Linked DNA regions of Homo sapiens: region 1 is linked to region 2. Evidence: chromatin loops called from intact Hi-C (ENCODE). Cell type or tissue: PC-9. All regions are shown on one strand.

Evidence for each region. Peaks named below come from ENCODE experiments on the same cell type or tissue, not always from the same donor. Only the 100,000 strongest peaks of a DNase experiment are listed, where the experiment ranks them.
Region 1: it touches region 2 in a loop (12-fold over the local background); 2 of 110 quality-filtered maps call a loop at or near these places.

Annotation. Positions count from the first base shown.
Region 1 is chr9:6,823,020-6,831,019 of GRCh38, forward strand. All of the region lies in intron 4 of KDM4C (lysine demethylase 4C), which reads left to right. Among named protein-coding and RNA genes, the nearest start is that of KDM4C, 69 kb to the left of the region's middle. In PC-9, CTCF peaks have their summits at 4,541 (motif pointing right) and 4,740; a DNase peak (open chromatin) is centred at 6,232.
Region 2 is chr9:7,653,891-7,661,890 of GRCh38, forward strand. It overlaps LOC124902118 (a long non-coding RNA gene), which reads left to right and starts at 3,067. Exons shown (of 3, transcript XR_007061415.1): 1 at 3,067-3,418; 2 at 3,625-3,870. In PC-9, a CTCF peak has its summit at 4,116 (motif pointing right); no DNase peak of the experiment used is centred here; H3K27me3 peaks cover 669 bases.

The sequences.
Region 1 (8,000 bases), 830 kb before region 2:
TAATGATGATTCTTCTCGTGGTAATGCTTCATTAAATAGAGGTATAAAATGAAGTTCTACATGTTTTGCTCATGCTATTACCTTCATAATCTATAACCCTAGATGGACCTTCCAGTGTATTGTGTGTATTCAAGTCGTCTTTGCAAGATTTTCCCTTTGCTGAGCGGTGACACATAGCTCCTCCTCTCATCCTCATCTCTATTCTCCATCGTGCTGGCTTTCCAGTTTAAATGCCTCATAGCATAACATGCAGGTCAGTCTTCAGTGGCCCCTTGGAACCAATGTTTTGCACCAAAAGGGGGTAGCTTATCCTCACTGTCAGAGTACCCATGGAGCAATTTAGCCTTTGGATTCTGTAATAAACCTATGGGATAGCATTTCATAAAGACTGAGAATTTCCTGTGTGTGTAACCATCTTTGATGATAGTTTTCTGCAGGTCACTGGAGGAAGGTAGCCACACTTCACTGTGAGGGGATGGTGCCCTACCTGTCACCTTCAACTTCTGCTATCTCACACTGTTGTTGGATGTTTCAGACCATTTTGCACTTGCTTTGAAACTTAGCTCCTTCACTGAATCACGTTGCTCCTTCGTTGCTGCTGCCTCCAGATCTCCAAAGGTGTCCCCTACCCTCTCCTGTACCAGCCAGATAATCATTGGTCTCCTACCCTGAGAATGGCTATGAGTCCACTGCAAAAGGAATTTCTCTAGTTTTTCAAAATCTTGAGTCACATGGTGAAGCTCTTCAGGAGCAACTCTGCTATGTTGAAGAGATTGGGACATGTCAAGTTAATATCTGATGGGCCTCCTTCCTTCAGTACGCACCATCACTTCCAACTCTTCGTAGGCTTCTGTAGGTCTCATATGCTCACTTACTTTCTCCTCGGGTTTTTCTACTTTTTCAGGAGACATTTTCACTCATACTGATGGGAAGATGACAGCAGTAATGCCAATACACTTAATGTGGGCGCTAGAAATAATCCTTTTGGGAAAACATCTGAGATACAACTTAGCTGCAGACTATATTCTCTGACCTAGATTTGTATACAACTGAAACAGTTCTGTTGGTGGACACCATCATAGAGAGTCTTTGATTTGGACAGTGAATATTGGGTAAAAAAATTATTGTAGCAAATAGTTGGAAAATGATAACAGAGGATGAAGGTTACTTGTATTTGTTTTTGTGGTATTTCTTTTCGTGGCTATTTCTTCTGCAGTAGACTCTGAGTTCATTGGTGACAGGTGTCATTTCTCATGTATTCTCTAGCTCCAGTCTCTAGCATAGGGTCTGATGAGTGCATGGCATTGGAAAAATAGCTGTGAAAAATATTGTGATCTGATAACAGACTGCAGCAAGATGGTCTAGTTACAGCAAGAGGCTTGGGGAGGGCTTCGGATGAGAAGGGTGAAGAGGGTTCAGGTGAGCTTCCCCAGTGTGCATTTTTCTGAACTCTTTTACTCCAAGACAGTAGTTCTCAAACTTTCATCTTAAGGCCCTGTTACAATTGTAATAATTATTGTGAACCTCAAATAACTTTCATTTAAGGAGGTTATATCTATTGTTTTTTATTGTATTAGAAATTAAGGCCGGGCGTGGTGGCTCACGCAAGACTCCGTCTCAAAAAAAAAAAAAAATTAAGAGAATATTTAAAAAATATTTAATTCATTAAAACAGTCCATTATATATCAACATACATTATTTTATACAAGGTGACCATAGGGTAGAGAGGAGCAGACAGAAAAAGAAAAGGTGACTGTATTTCCCCAATTAAAAAATTAGTAGGAAGAGTCACATTATTTTACATTTTTCAAATCTCTTATGTCTAGCTCAATAGAAGATTGTGGCCAGGTACGGTGGCTCACACCCATAATCCCAGCACTTGGGGAGGCCGAGGCGGGTGGATCACCTGAGGTCAAGAGTTCGAGACCAGCCTGGCCAACATGGTGAAACCCCATCTCTACTAAAAATACAAAAAAATTAGCCGGGTGTGGTGACATGCACCTGTAGTCCCAGCTACCCGAGAGGCAGAGTCAAGAGAATTGCTCAAACCCAAGAGGCAGAGGTTGCAGTGAGCTGAGATAGTGCCATTGCACTCCAGCCTGGGCAACCAGAGTGAAACTCGGTCTCAAAAAAAAAAAAAAAAAAAAAAGATAGCTGGATTTTTATATCAGCTTCTACATTTAATCTGTTATAAAGTCATATGTCCTATAGCTTCTGGAAAACTCTATACTCATGAGAGTGAAAAAGGCAAATACTAATTAATGTTCTGGTATAATTTTGAAAATAGTTTTGATGTCACAGACCCTCTGACAAGGTCTGCGTGTCTTCCTGTGGTCCTCGGAAAACACCTTGACAACTGCTTCGGTAAGATACATAGCAAAAGATGACTTATCTATTGCACATAGATGATGCAGAGATCTTAGGGCAAGGTAACTGTGTTCTATCTTTATTTATTGGCCTTCAGGTAACTGCATTCCTGATATGTTTCTGAAAGAACGAATCACCTTCAGAGACAGTGATTCTCAAACTGGAAGCCATGGAGTTCTTTGGGGTACATCATGTCCTGTGTTTTGTCTTATAAACCAGGCAAAATTTTACAAGTGGACAGCATGTGAACTCATGTCTCTGCATCTCAAAATATAGAAAATATTTTAAATTGTACCTCCAAGATTTTTCTTCAATATTAATTTGCTGGCCTATTGCTTTTGTTATCTTCAGGTATTTATTAATGGAAAAGTGATAGAAAATTTAAAACAGTTTGAAAAATATTGTGGCAAATCTTTTTTTTATTTATTTCTCTGTCTCTCTTAAGACAAGGTCTCACTCCATTGCACAGCCTGCAGTGCAGTGTCACAATCACAGCTCACAGCAGCCTCCACCTCCCAGGCTCAGGTGATCCTTCCACCTCAGCCTACTGAGTAGCTGGGACTACGTGTGTGCGCCACCATGCCCAGCTAATTTTTTGTAGTTTTTGTAGAGACGGGATTTCACTATATTGCCCAGGCTGATCTCAAACTCCTGGCTTCAAGTGATCTTCCTGCCTCCGCCTCTCAAAGTTACGGGATTACTGGCATGAGCTACTGTGCCTGGCCTTGTGGAGAATCTTAATACAAAAAAATATAAATGTTTTATATATTTCTTCTTGAGCTGGGGAAAAGTTTTTTTTTTTTTGCTATGCTCGTACTAGGTGGATGGGTGGTTGGTGTCCTATTCTTTCCATTTTGTTTTTAGTTTTCTTGATAATCTATAAGTATAAATTACACCACTTTAAGGTAAAAGTTACCTTTTTGTTAATATAAACATTACATATGAAAAATATGGGAAGGTATTACATAGAGAAAATGAAAATCATTCATAATCCTGGCATTCAGAGAAAACAGCTGTCAAAACTGTTTTGTATATTTCCTTCCATTTTTTCTCTATGAATGCTCCATAATTGCATATAAAAAAAATTTTTGTGGTACAATGAACATAGTTTTATCCCCCTTCTGTTTGACCCATTGTGAATGCTTTCCCATGATGATAGATGTTCTTCAACAAGATGATTGAAAATTTATCTTATTTGGCCGGGCGCGGTGGCTTATGCCTGTGATCCCAGCACTTTGGGAGGCCAAGGTGGGTGGATCACCTGAGGTCAGCAGTTCAAGACCAGCCTGGTCAACATTGTGAAACCCTGTCTCTACTAAAAATACAAAAAATTAGCCAGGCATGGTGGCAGGGACCTGTAGTGCCAGCTATTGGGGAAGCTGAGGCAGGAGAATCGCTTGAACCTGGGAGGTAGAGGTTGCAATGAGCTGAGATCGCGCCACTGCACTCCAGCCTGGGCGACAGAGTGAAACTCCATCTCAAAAAAAAAAAAAAGAAAATGTATCTTATTTTTATTGTTTTTATTGGCAGGATGGTTTTCACAGGTAGAGGAAAGCAGATAAATCTAATATGAAGGATGTGGGTGGGTGGAGGCGGGAGAGTATGACAGCTCCTGATCTTGTGTTGGTCAGTGTGGGGCAGGGCACAGTCCACAGTGGGTGGCCAGATCGCTGCTAACCTGAGAGAGTGGCACCTTGCACAGACACCCACTGCCCCATTTTCTGCCATTCTTCTGCAGCTTCTTGAGATTGAAGACTTTATTAAACATCACAGAATATTTGACCTGTTTTCGTTTATAATCAATGTCTGCCATTCCTAGCTGTGACTTTCAGGAAAGCTCTGTGTTTTTCTCAGAGTCTTCATCTACAAGGGGAAGAAATTGAATTAACTGCTCTCTCTCGTTCCTTCCAGCTCAGAAATGTTTACTTTATGATAAGCAATATTTAAGATGAACTAAATTCAATGATAGTGAATTTTTGTCAGTTCCAGATTTCTCTTGTATTAGAATTTTGTCAAATCAAGAGCTCCTTTATAAGAAACCTGTTGGTGAGGCATGGGAATCTTTTCACACCAAGGTGTTAGACATAGTGGCATTTAACCTATAGACTTTTTTTCCCTCTCCCTCAATGGGGTAGCTTAAATACCTTCATCCAGCAGATGGTGCTCTTGGACAGCAAATTTATTTGAGGCTGTGGGTTTCCAAATGAGGTAAAACAGTTTAAACGGTTTGAGTCACCAGGAGAGTTCCTTTCCATTTTTTATTTTTATCATGTCAGGATATCATTTACTTTGAAATAACAAATCGTTCAAAGCCAGAACACTAACTGCCTAAATTTCACATCCAAGGCAAAGATGTCATCCTAGACAGGTTTTGACGCAGAGAGAGAGCTATTGGCTTGTAGGATTGTGACTTTCAGGTTTTAGTTCTGTGAAATAAGGCTTCTAGGTAATCACAGCTCATTTATCTGCTAGCATGTTATGGCTGCTCTTTAGTGAAGCAGGTCAGCTTGCATGACCCCAAAAGTTATCATCCAGACAGGGGAGGTGATGGACAGCTTTATTGGTCACATTGCATCCAGAATGTTTCCGTTAGTTCTAGAAGCTGTGTTTTCAGAGGGGTGTTGCCAGAGCAGCACAGCTGGGATGGTGCAGGAATTGTTGGAAGAGCAGTTAAAGCCCATGTGGTTGTTGCCCCTGAGAATGGTGCAAGTAGGAAGGTTAGGTGGGATCACTGTGGGAAAATTCAGTCTGTCTCTGGAATAAGTTTCTTTTTTTTTTTGAGACGGAGCCTCGCACTGTCGCCCAGGCTGGAGTGCAGTGGCGTGATCTCAGCTCACTGCAAGCTCCGCCTCCCAGGTTCAGGCCATTCTCCTGTCTCAGCCTCCCGAATAGCTGGGACTACAGGAGCCCACCACAACGCCCGGCTAATTTTTTGTATTTTTAGTAGAGACGGGGTTTCACCATGTCAGACAGGCTGGTCTCAATCTCCTGACCTTGTGATCTGCCTGCCTCGGCCTCCCAAAGTGCTGGGATTACAGGTGTGAGCCACCGTGCCCGGCCATCTCTGGAATAAGTTTCTAAGGAATACATCTGCCCCAGAGCAGGTTGGGCTGCCACTTGAGGTAAGGAAATACTGACCTTGGAATGTTCACGTAGAGACCGTCTGATCTTCTGTCAGACATAGTTTAAAAATTTGGGGTGGGGCCAGGTGCGGTGGCTCACGCCTGTAATCCCAGTACTTTGGGAGGCTGAGGTGGGTGGATCACCTGAGGTTGGGAGTTCGAGACCAACCTGGCCAAAGTGGAGAAACCTCGTCTCTACTAAAAAATATAAAATTAGCCGGGCGTGGTGACACATGCCTGTAATCCCAGCTACTCAGGAGGCTGAGGCAGGAGAATTGTTTGAACCTGGGAGGTAGAGGTTGGCATGAGCCGAGATGGCGCCATTGCACTCCAGCCTGGGCAACAAGATCGAAACTCCGTCTCAAGAAAAAAAAAATTGGGTTGGATAGGATGTGAGTAGAATTGGCCGTTTCTCTTTTCACTCTTCTCTTTACCTCTCAACTGTTAAACTTCACAGTTGAAACATACTTAAATGTTTAATAACCTGGTAAATTGATAAATCAACAAATATGTGTGGAGAATCACTCTGAGTGATCGATGATTGTGAGACGTGTCAGCAATGGTGGGTGTTGGCCAGTGCAAGGAGCTTACTGGTTAGCTTGAGAGTCATGAATGGTTTCCCTGAGGGATAAACAACACACACTATACAGGCAGAAGCCTGGTGGATGGCATGAATACTACACACAGTAGGAGTGTAAAGAGGTGAAGATTACTGGGCACTGGCAAAGTCCACAAGACTGTACTGAGAATCCAGGGCATTATGGACATTAGGCATGGTGAGCAATGTGAGGGATGAGGAAGCTGAGCCTGTTTTGTGAGTTCTGGATGATTGGCATGCCTAGAGGGGCAGATTTCTGTGGGAAAGTATTAGGGACACAGCAGTGAGAATTCAGTGAGAATTACTAAAGGAGAAAGAACATGAAACTCAGAGGTGAAAAGTGAGAGTTTTAGTGCTGAATTTGGCTGGTGAACATAAAGTCATTGACAATTTCAGCTGGAAAAAACTTTGGAGATCATCTGGTATAATAGTCAACACATTGATAGATAAGGAAGCTCAGACTGAATGTTAGGGTTTATCCTAGATGACTCCTACTTAGTGGCAGAGCTGGGAGACCCCCCTTTCCTATTCTGTCTCTACTCTTTCAGACAGTCACCAGGAAGGATGGTTAGAGCTTGAACACTGTGTATACTCTGGAGCTCTTCTTGTCTTGGATTGGTGTCTGTTGAGGCCTCTGCTGGTCAGAAGGGCATTTCCCCTGCAACCCAGCCTTGCCTGCAGGTTTACAGAAGGGCTTTGATAAGGTATATCTATTGGAAGCCCAGTTCCTGCTTTGGGCCTGCTGTTTTCCATTTCACAAAAAGGAATATAAAGATAATCTAGATTTCATCTTTATTATAATTTTGTAAGATATAAAAGCCTGTGTTTTTTTTCTGGGGTGAATTTATAAATAGAGTAGAAAGATTCAAGTAATTCTTGTCAGAAAGGAACCATTCATCTACAACTTCTCCTAGAATCTGTTTTACAGATGATCAAAAATATGGGGCAGTGTTTCTGTACCAAAATTTTTTTTAGTGTTTTCCTTATTACAGCAAAAAATGTAAAACAACTTACATGTTACAAAGGAGAAATACGGATACAAATTGTTAAAGCCATGAAGTAATATGTACAATAAAATGTTAAGAAAATGTTTGTAACACAGTGGTATGTGAGGAAACCAGGATAACCGTGTATAGATATATCTCCAAGATTTTGGAATGCCCACTCTGGATTTCCAGTATTGCTTACAATCTCCCTCATAATTCATTCACTTGCCCAAGGGTAGAGAGCAGCAGGTCTGGCTGAGATGAGGGAGGTCGTGGAGCTGCTTCCCACACCCCAGCATCCTAGTATGGTTTCTTCAAAATAAGTCACCAGCTGTCAGTGGGCTTTTGGGGGGTCACTGGTGCAGAGTTAGAGTCATGAATGCCAGGAGTCTGATTCTAAATATATGCTAGTTACAACAAGTTTTTAAGAGAAAGATGTCACTAAAATGATAAAATGGTTTTCTCTTCTTTGCAGATTTATATATTTGATATTTTAAAGTTTACTTTCCAAATGTCCTATAATGATGAAGTATAGTTTAATATTTAGGAGAATTATTGTTAGTTTTCCTTTTCCATTGAAGGAATAATGTGCCTATGTGTATGATCCAGAATTTTATTCTGTGAAGAATGAAGAATGAAAATGAGGCCACTGGAAGTACCTTAGGCTGTTTTTCTTTATGAAGAATAAAAGGGAAACTCAGTAGCACCAGCCCTCTGCCATGTGTTATGAGAGTGTGTTAAATCTGACATTGCTTTAAGAAATAGCAGCTGTAGAGAAAATGAAGCAAGGTGGAAAAAACCAACAACTGGGAGAAACTGAAGGAAAAATCACAGAGTGGTATAGAGGAATTGGGAAGAACAGGTATATTCTTTATTTAAACTGGGATTTTCCAGGTATTAGTGGTTAAGAAAAGGCTCAAGTACAGC
Region 2 (8,000 bases):
ACATGTAAATATCCATGCAAATCAGAGTAGTCCCTCTTGAGTATTTATCTACTTATAAAATTGTCCCAACTTGTTTGAAGTTGTAGTGTTCTCTGCAGTGTATGTATAGCTAAACAGTCTAGCAAATGGCCTGCTGACTTCAGAACCATTGTGTTGCACAATTCTAGTGGCATGTTTACATTACATTCTGTATGAATTGTGTTTCTTGCAATTGTGTGGTGGCTCTGCCCATCTTGATTCCTCTAGAAGATTTAATCCTCATTTTTCAAAGGCAGGGCTTCTTTGTCTTACTAGAAGTGCCTCCAATGTCTCTCTTGCTCACTAGGTTTTTAGTTACAACCGTGCTCTAGCAGTGATTAACTCTTTCCTAATGTCTACTCTTGTGTTTTGCTGTGTCCTAAAACAGGGTGTTGGTCCATTCACTCTGTTTCCTGTTAGCATCTATGTAGATGTTATATTTGAGCTGGGGTTTCACTCTTGTTGCCCAAACTGTAGCACAACGGCGCAAACTTGACTAACTGCAACCTCCGCCAGCAGCCCCCCGCCCCAGGTTTAAGTGATTCTCCTCCCTCAGCCTCCCGATAGCTGGGATTACAGGCGTGTGCCAACACATCAGGCTAATTTTTATATTTGTAGTAGAGATGGGGTTTCGTCACGTTGGCCAGGCTGGTCTCGAACTCCTAACCTCAGGTGATCCACGTGCCTTGGCCTCCCAAAGTGCTAGGATTACAGGCGTGAGCCATCCCGCCCGGCCCTCGGTTTTTTTTTTTCTGTAATGCTGGAGTGGAAAGGGAACTTTGTCATTACATCCCAGTTTTACCCGTTACTAACGATGAGATCAAGATTGGGGGCGACAGCAACTGGAAGGTTCCAGTTCATTCTCGTGAGCTCCAGCTTGTGTTTGTGCCTTCTGACTTATCCAGGCTGTCTCTTATTTAACATCCATCTTATTTTCCCCACTGTCTGGCCTGTGGACTTCAATTGTTAGCATCAGTCCTGAAGACAACAAACTTACTGGGACCACTTAACCCGCTCCCACGGCCGCATAAGTCCAATGTCTGTAACAAATCTTTTTATAAAAACACACCACATGCAGGCACACACACACACACACACACACACACGAGAGAGAGAATGAGAATCTTTTAGTGGTTTGGTTTCCCTGGTTGAACCTTAGCCGACATATATACAATATATAAAGTGCCAGGATTATGGAAGATAGTCAATAATGAATGGACAGATGAATGACAGAGACCTGCTTGTCTGAATGAGGATGGAGAAAGTGAGGAGGTACACAAGAACTTAAATTTCTTGAGCACCTACTATATGCCAGAAATTATGCTCTATGTTGAGGGTACAGTTGTGTAAAATCAGACTTGGTTCTTGTTTTCATGACAGTTGCAGTTTAGTGGCATTCTTTATCTTCATTGCTAGCTTTTCTGACTTCCTGCTGATGGCCATTTTAAGGCTACATGGCATATAGGTAATGTTGAAGTTACTAAAGAAAGCAAATGAAATACACACATTTTCTTCTTTTTCAACACCTCGCAATCATGACTGATCCACTTGCTGTAATACTCAGCAAATGTTTAATGGAGGAAGGAAGTTAGGGCAGGTGTGATTCTGACATCTAACAAAGGAGACAGAGCACCCACTCCTCTGGGATATGTTGCGAGCTTGTGAGGAGCAGGCTAACCATACTGACCAGGTTTTCTATTTCCCTGTTATTAATCCCTTCCACAAGGAACATTTTGACCAAGTAGGAAAGTCTAAATAGGGGTCTGGCTCTCTTTGCTGATATGGTCTTTAAGCAGAAAGGCCATCTCTCTGGCATAAGCTGGTTTGTGATCTTGGGCTCTTCAGAATTGTTATCTCTCTACGGTATGATATTGACTTAGAAAATTTTTATAATCTATTGTATATCTTTGATGTATAGGATTCCAGAATAAAAAAAAAATTGTCAGGAAGGATCTGGTAAGGTTACTGCTTACTAGGAGTTTTACTAAGAGTATATACCACAACCATGACATGGGCAGTAAATAATAAAGACAGGTGTCTGAAATCCTGGAGGTCATGTCCTTATCCTTCAGGTCATGAGGAACAGCCAGGTTGGTTGAAGACTCAGGTTGGTTTTGGAGAAGAACCAGGGCACACAATGGAAGCATGCTTATATAAGTAACTGATAAAAAAGAAGGGATGCTCACAAGATAAAAATCAGCTCTGTGCTCATTTGGTTTTCCTCATTCCAGGCACATAATTCTGATTCCTGCCAGAATAGTTACATAAAATCTATACTTATAACAATAACCCAATGATTTTATAGCTGAGGACTTTACAAAGCCGCCCAAAGATTTGTTGAGAATCACTGACCCCACATTTTGTAATACTGTGTATTAATTATAATAGATTCTAGCTTAATGCAGGCATCTTATCAAGATAATAGTCTATATTTTGGTCTAATCTTCTCTTTGAAATTAGATTCCATTGATACTCTTCTGGATTCCATTATTATCACACATTAATGAACCTCAGGATGCTTGATCCTTGTCTGCCTCCGTCTCTGTTTGTGTATCTTTCTTTCTCTCTCTCTCTCTCACACACACACACACACACACACACACACACACACACACACACACCCCTACCGTATACCTTATGTGAACTTTTGGAATTGTTCAGCTTACAGCTCCTGGTAGAAGTAGTTCTTTGACTGACTTGTGGAGTGTTACCCTACACATCTACAGCTTAGTATTTGGCACAGTTGCCAGGGGACTCTTTCACAGGTTTCTGAAGTTCTTCCTCTGTGTGTCTCCTTCCTCTCCAGTACTCTGACCCTCAAATTTGAGCCCTCTCATTCGTCACCAACTCTGATCTCCCTCCTCAACTCAGCAAGATGGTTGTACTGTGCTTGGCGTGTCCTTCCCTGATTCACGTGCTTCCAGGCAGAAAGCCAAGTTATTCACAGGGCTCCCTTTGTTTTCTTTCTCTAAAGGATCACGGTCCTAGACTGTAGGTTGTTTAATGTGTGAAAGCCATTGTTTTAAATATTTTCTTCCTTTTTTTGTTGTTTCTGGCTGGGTGGTAGGTCAGGTCTGGGACCTAGGGACTCAGTGCAGCAGAGAACGAAGCTCTGCCTCTCTTTTTGGACCAGGAATAACTACATGATGCTCCATGTTGTTGCCTTCTCAATCTGGGTGTTCTCCCTGGGTGTGCACACATCCTTCTCCAACAGGCTATGACAAAGGATGGGGGTAATTTAAACTCCCTTGGGGGAAAAGAATCACTTTCTAATTAAAGTCCAAATTGAAAACTGCTTTCCTACTTTGGGAAGAAATATCTATCTATGATACTTCTGACTTCCTGCAGATAAATATCATTAGACAACCTCCTCTTTCCTGGCTGTGGCAGCTCAGAATGTGTGAGTGTTCATTTTTTTAACATTTCTTGCCCAATATTATGGAAGTTGCATATCTTTTCATGTGTACTCTTTTAGAATATAGTGATCAATGCAGAAATGTTGACGTTCTAGCTAATGGAATGTGTCTCTAGAAGGCCTCTCTGTCTTGCTCTAGGGAAGACTGGAGAAATAACACTAATGACTAACATTTGTGTTTCACTTCACAGATTACAAAGACTTTCACATCATTATTTCATTGAATCTTCACAATTACTTCGAGAAATACGCAAGGCAAATATACTGTATTTTTCAAATTCACAAGAAAGGAACTAACTGAAAAACTTCAAACTTTTGGTTCAAACGATTGGCTGGGCACGGTGGCTCACGCCTGTAATCCCAGCACTTTGGGAGGCCGAGACGGGCAGATCACGAGGTCAGGAGATCGAGACCATCCACAATTTTACAACTTTATTGTAAGTCCCTTTGGTACGATTTATCATGAGTATAACTCAAATAAGTGCTTAATATATGATTTCCAACTTAATGCAATATAATAGAAATTCAACTTTGAGATTTCTACAATTTTAATTTTTAGAGGAATTGCCCAGGTTAATTCAAAAGTGTGTTGCAAATGTGCTCTATTTTTTTTGTATTCTGTTATCTTGCCTGTGGGGAGCTAGGCTTTCCAGATCTTGAGGGCATAAATCAAGCGCCACCAGGTGGCAGCTTAAACAAATTGCCAGTATAGCCTCTGGTTGGAAATAACCTCCATCACGTGAAGTTTACAAGCCTGGCTGGGTTCGGGCGCGGCGGCTCACGCCTATAATCCCAGCACTTTGGGAGGCTGAGGCGGGTGGATCACGAGGTCAAGAGATCAAGATCATCCTGGCCAACATGGTGAAACCCCGTCTCTACTAAAAATACAAAAATTAGCCGGGCGTGGCGTGCGTGCCTGTAGTCCCAGCTACTCGGGAGGCTGAGGCAGGAGAATTGCTTGAACCGGGGAGGTGGAGGCTGCAGTGAGCTGAGATCGTGCCACTGCACTCTGGCCTGGGCGACAGAGCGAGACTCCATCTCAAAAAAAAAAAAAAAAAAAAAAAAAAGTCTGTTATTGCCAGGTGATCAGAATGGCCAACATTACCCTAAATGTAGAACAAATAAGGAAGAAGGTGAGTTTTGCAGAAGACTCTGGGTAGAATAATGTAGTAGATACTGTTGGAGTACCTACCCAATTCTCACACCTTTTCTTTTTGAATGATTCCCCAAAGTCCTAATTTAGGATAGTGGTTCTTTAGAACTTGGAAAAGATATTTAATCATGATGTGGATGTTTCCAGAAGCTAAAAAAAAAAAAAAAAAGAAAAAGAAAATTTAATCCATTAATCATTTACTGGGTACCTACTATGTACCAAGCTCTATGCAACCACATGGAGATACAAGATGAAGAAGCAGCTTTTAGGTGACACAGCTAAGTTAATACATAGCAGGTTTCAGCAGAGAATGAGAAGAAACTTCACTCTGTGATCCTGTTGCTGAGTGAGCTTTTGCTACTTAGAGGTAGCTGAGCTTTGCACAAAGGAAACCACCTTAGAGTTTCCTAAGAAGGCTATAATCCTTGGAGTCTATGGATAGGGACAATGAGTCTTCTTGTCAATTCCATGTATGCGAAAGGGGAGCTTAGAGTGCCCTAGGTGGGCCAGGCTAAAATGAGATGTCTTAATGAACAATGTATCCTTGCTGATGGGAGATAAATAGGCCAATAGCTGAGGATATAGATCCTCCTATATGAATGGAGGATCCTGATTTAATAATATAATAACAATAACATTAATGTTAACTGCCAATTATGGTACACCTAATATAAGCCAAATACTGTGTCAGATACACCACAAACACACAAGATAGCTATTACTACCCAGTTTTACAAACAATAACATTGAGGCTCTAGGAAGTCATATTACCTTCCTGAGGTCACAGACCTAGTGAATGTGAGAGTTGAATTTGGTTCTATACCTATGTGACCAAAAGTCTCTACATGAACCGTAGCTGGTAATATTAAATAATATTGAGTGACTGTGGGTCTACTCAATGATGTTTTCGCTGATGCTGAATGTGTTACACTTAGTGATTTCTCTCTCCCTTTTTTAAAACTAAAAATGTCTCCTGATGCACTCATATCAGCATGCTGAGGAGTGGGCAGTTGGTATAAGCTTGTAGGCTTTCTAGTCTAGAGATTGCTCCCCCCTTCTGACTGAGGCACTTTTGCCAAAAACATAGGCAATCCCAATAAAGCGAGGTGGGCTATTTGTCTCAAGAGCATTGATACAGAAGACAAGTGAATAAATGTTAGTTTTCAGTGAAAAGGAGTAAAAGTAAAAGGTGAGGAGTAAGAGAGGGTAGTAAGAGAAAAAAAAATGGTTATTAGGCTATTTATATCTCCTCTGCAGCCTTCCCTCTGCTATCTGGCTGGGCCTGGTCCTGAATAAGTAGCTGAAGGCACTGGTTGGTATCTTGCCTTGCTCAGTATATACGTTGAATGGGCAGGGGAAAATGATTATTTCCCATTGCACTGTTATTAGAAATTGAAGTCCCCATATAACAGAAGCAATTTTTTGGTTCTGTTAAGCTGTGGTTTGCTACCTCGTGAAAAATAATGGTTGTGCAAAATATATATGCTGAGTATGACAATTTCAAGCTTTAAATCTTCAAAGAAAATTCACATCATTTTCCATTTAAAGAGATATGACCATGTTTGGGTATGTGTGTAATTAGAAAATTAGGTAATGGGAGATTATGGCAACCAAATTTGCTAGTATCTTTATTCTATCTGGGGCGATATGTGCTCATGCATGCGTATGCACAGGCACATACACATTCAGCTCAGGACAATGAAAGGAGGTTGGCTCATTTTGCTTTACAGAAAGTTCAGATAAAAAAATTTATTAGACCCTTATCACTCTTACCTGTCTGCAGCTCTCTCTCTCAGACCTTGCCTTATTCATTTATGGCTTAACAATGATGCATCTGAAGGCACCAAGCCTCAGGGACTTGGGGAAGTACAGCACCAGTTCATGTTTTGTAATTCAAGTTAAGGTTACTATTTGTCCATAGGCTGATTTTATTTTGGCCTTGGGCCTCTAGACCTGTGCTCATTTTTGTGGCAATAAGAGCAATTCCCTTCAAGCAGAATCTAACCTGAAGGGATCTCATTCGTGCAAAAGTCTAAGTTGGTACAGGAAAGGTGGCCTGAGGAACAGACAGCAAAGAAAGGAATTGATGTCCACCTGGCCTGAGGGCGAATCACGTCTGAATTATTTCTTAATTCTTACCCATTTTATAGCAAACATTAAACATTAGGGGATATAGCAATGAGTTACACATGCTCCTCACCTTCAAGGAGGTGAGGATCTAATAAAGGAGATGGGCTTGTAAAAGAACAATTTAAGTTCCATAAGATGATTACCGTAATGGGGGAATAGGTAAAAATACATACAGCATATGGAGAAGAGGCCATTCACTCACCCTCTTTTTCTAAAATCTCAGACATTAATATTTATGAGTGTTTCCTCCCTCTGACCATTCATAGTTAACCAAGTCCTGTCATTTCTAATTTTTTACTGTCTCACAAACCTGCTTAATCATCTCCATTTCCACAATAAAATCTGACTTGAGGAAGCCCCATTCCTGCCTGGATAACTGCAGCAGGCTTCTTCTAGGTCTCCCTGCTTTTCATTGCCTCCTTCACATCCTTCTCCATATTTAATCCTTCAGTGTTTCTTCAGTGACTTCAGGAAGATATCCAAGGAAGTCCTGGCTGGTATCATGTTCCTTGGTTCCCTTCATTAATTCCTCCAATGTTTATTGAATACCTACTACGTGTCAGTGCACTCTGTAGTGCTAGCAAAGCTTATGGCATTTGGCCGAGATAGTCCCCAAATAAAATTCACGTTATTTTATCTATCGATAAGCTCAAAACCTTCTCTAACTATTCCATATATTTGTTGGAGAATAAAATTAACCTGTGAGAATGCCTTAAAAACACAGAAGTACACAGGTAGGCCTTGCCATGGCATATCCCAGGATGTTGGAGAAGTGTTATTTCTCAAGTACAGGAAAGGAGAATCTAATACATTTAAAAATAATTTTTGTTTTTGATAGTTGCTCTTTGGGCAGCTTAGTGTAGTCATTAAGAACATCTCAATTTAGTACTTAGCCTGTTAGGGTTGCCACAACAAAATACCATAAACTGGGTAGCTTTTCACTAACAGGCATTTATTTTTCATAGTTCTTGAGGCTGGAAGTTCAAGATGAAGGTGCTGGCAGATTCAATGTCTGGTGAGGGCCCCATTTCTGGTTCATAGATGGGGTCTTCTTGCTATGTCATCATATAGTGCAAGGGGCAAGGAGGTTTTCTGGGGCCTCTTTTATCAGAACACTAGTCCCATTCACGAGGCCTTTGCTACTATGACCTGATTACCTCCCAAAGGCCCCACCTCCTAATACTATCACCTTGACGATTAAGTTTTGACATAGTAATTTTGGGGGAGGACACAAACATTCCGACCACAGTAGTACTGGACCTGCCACTTGGGATTAACTCTGTA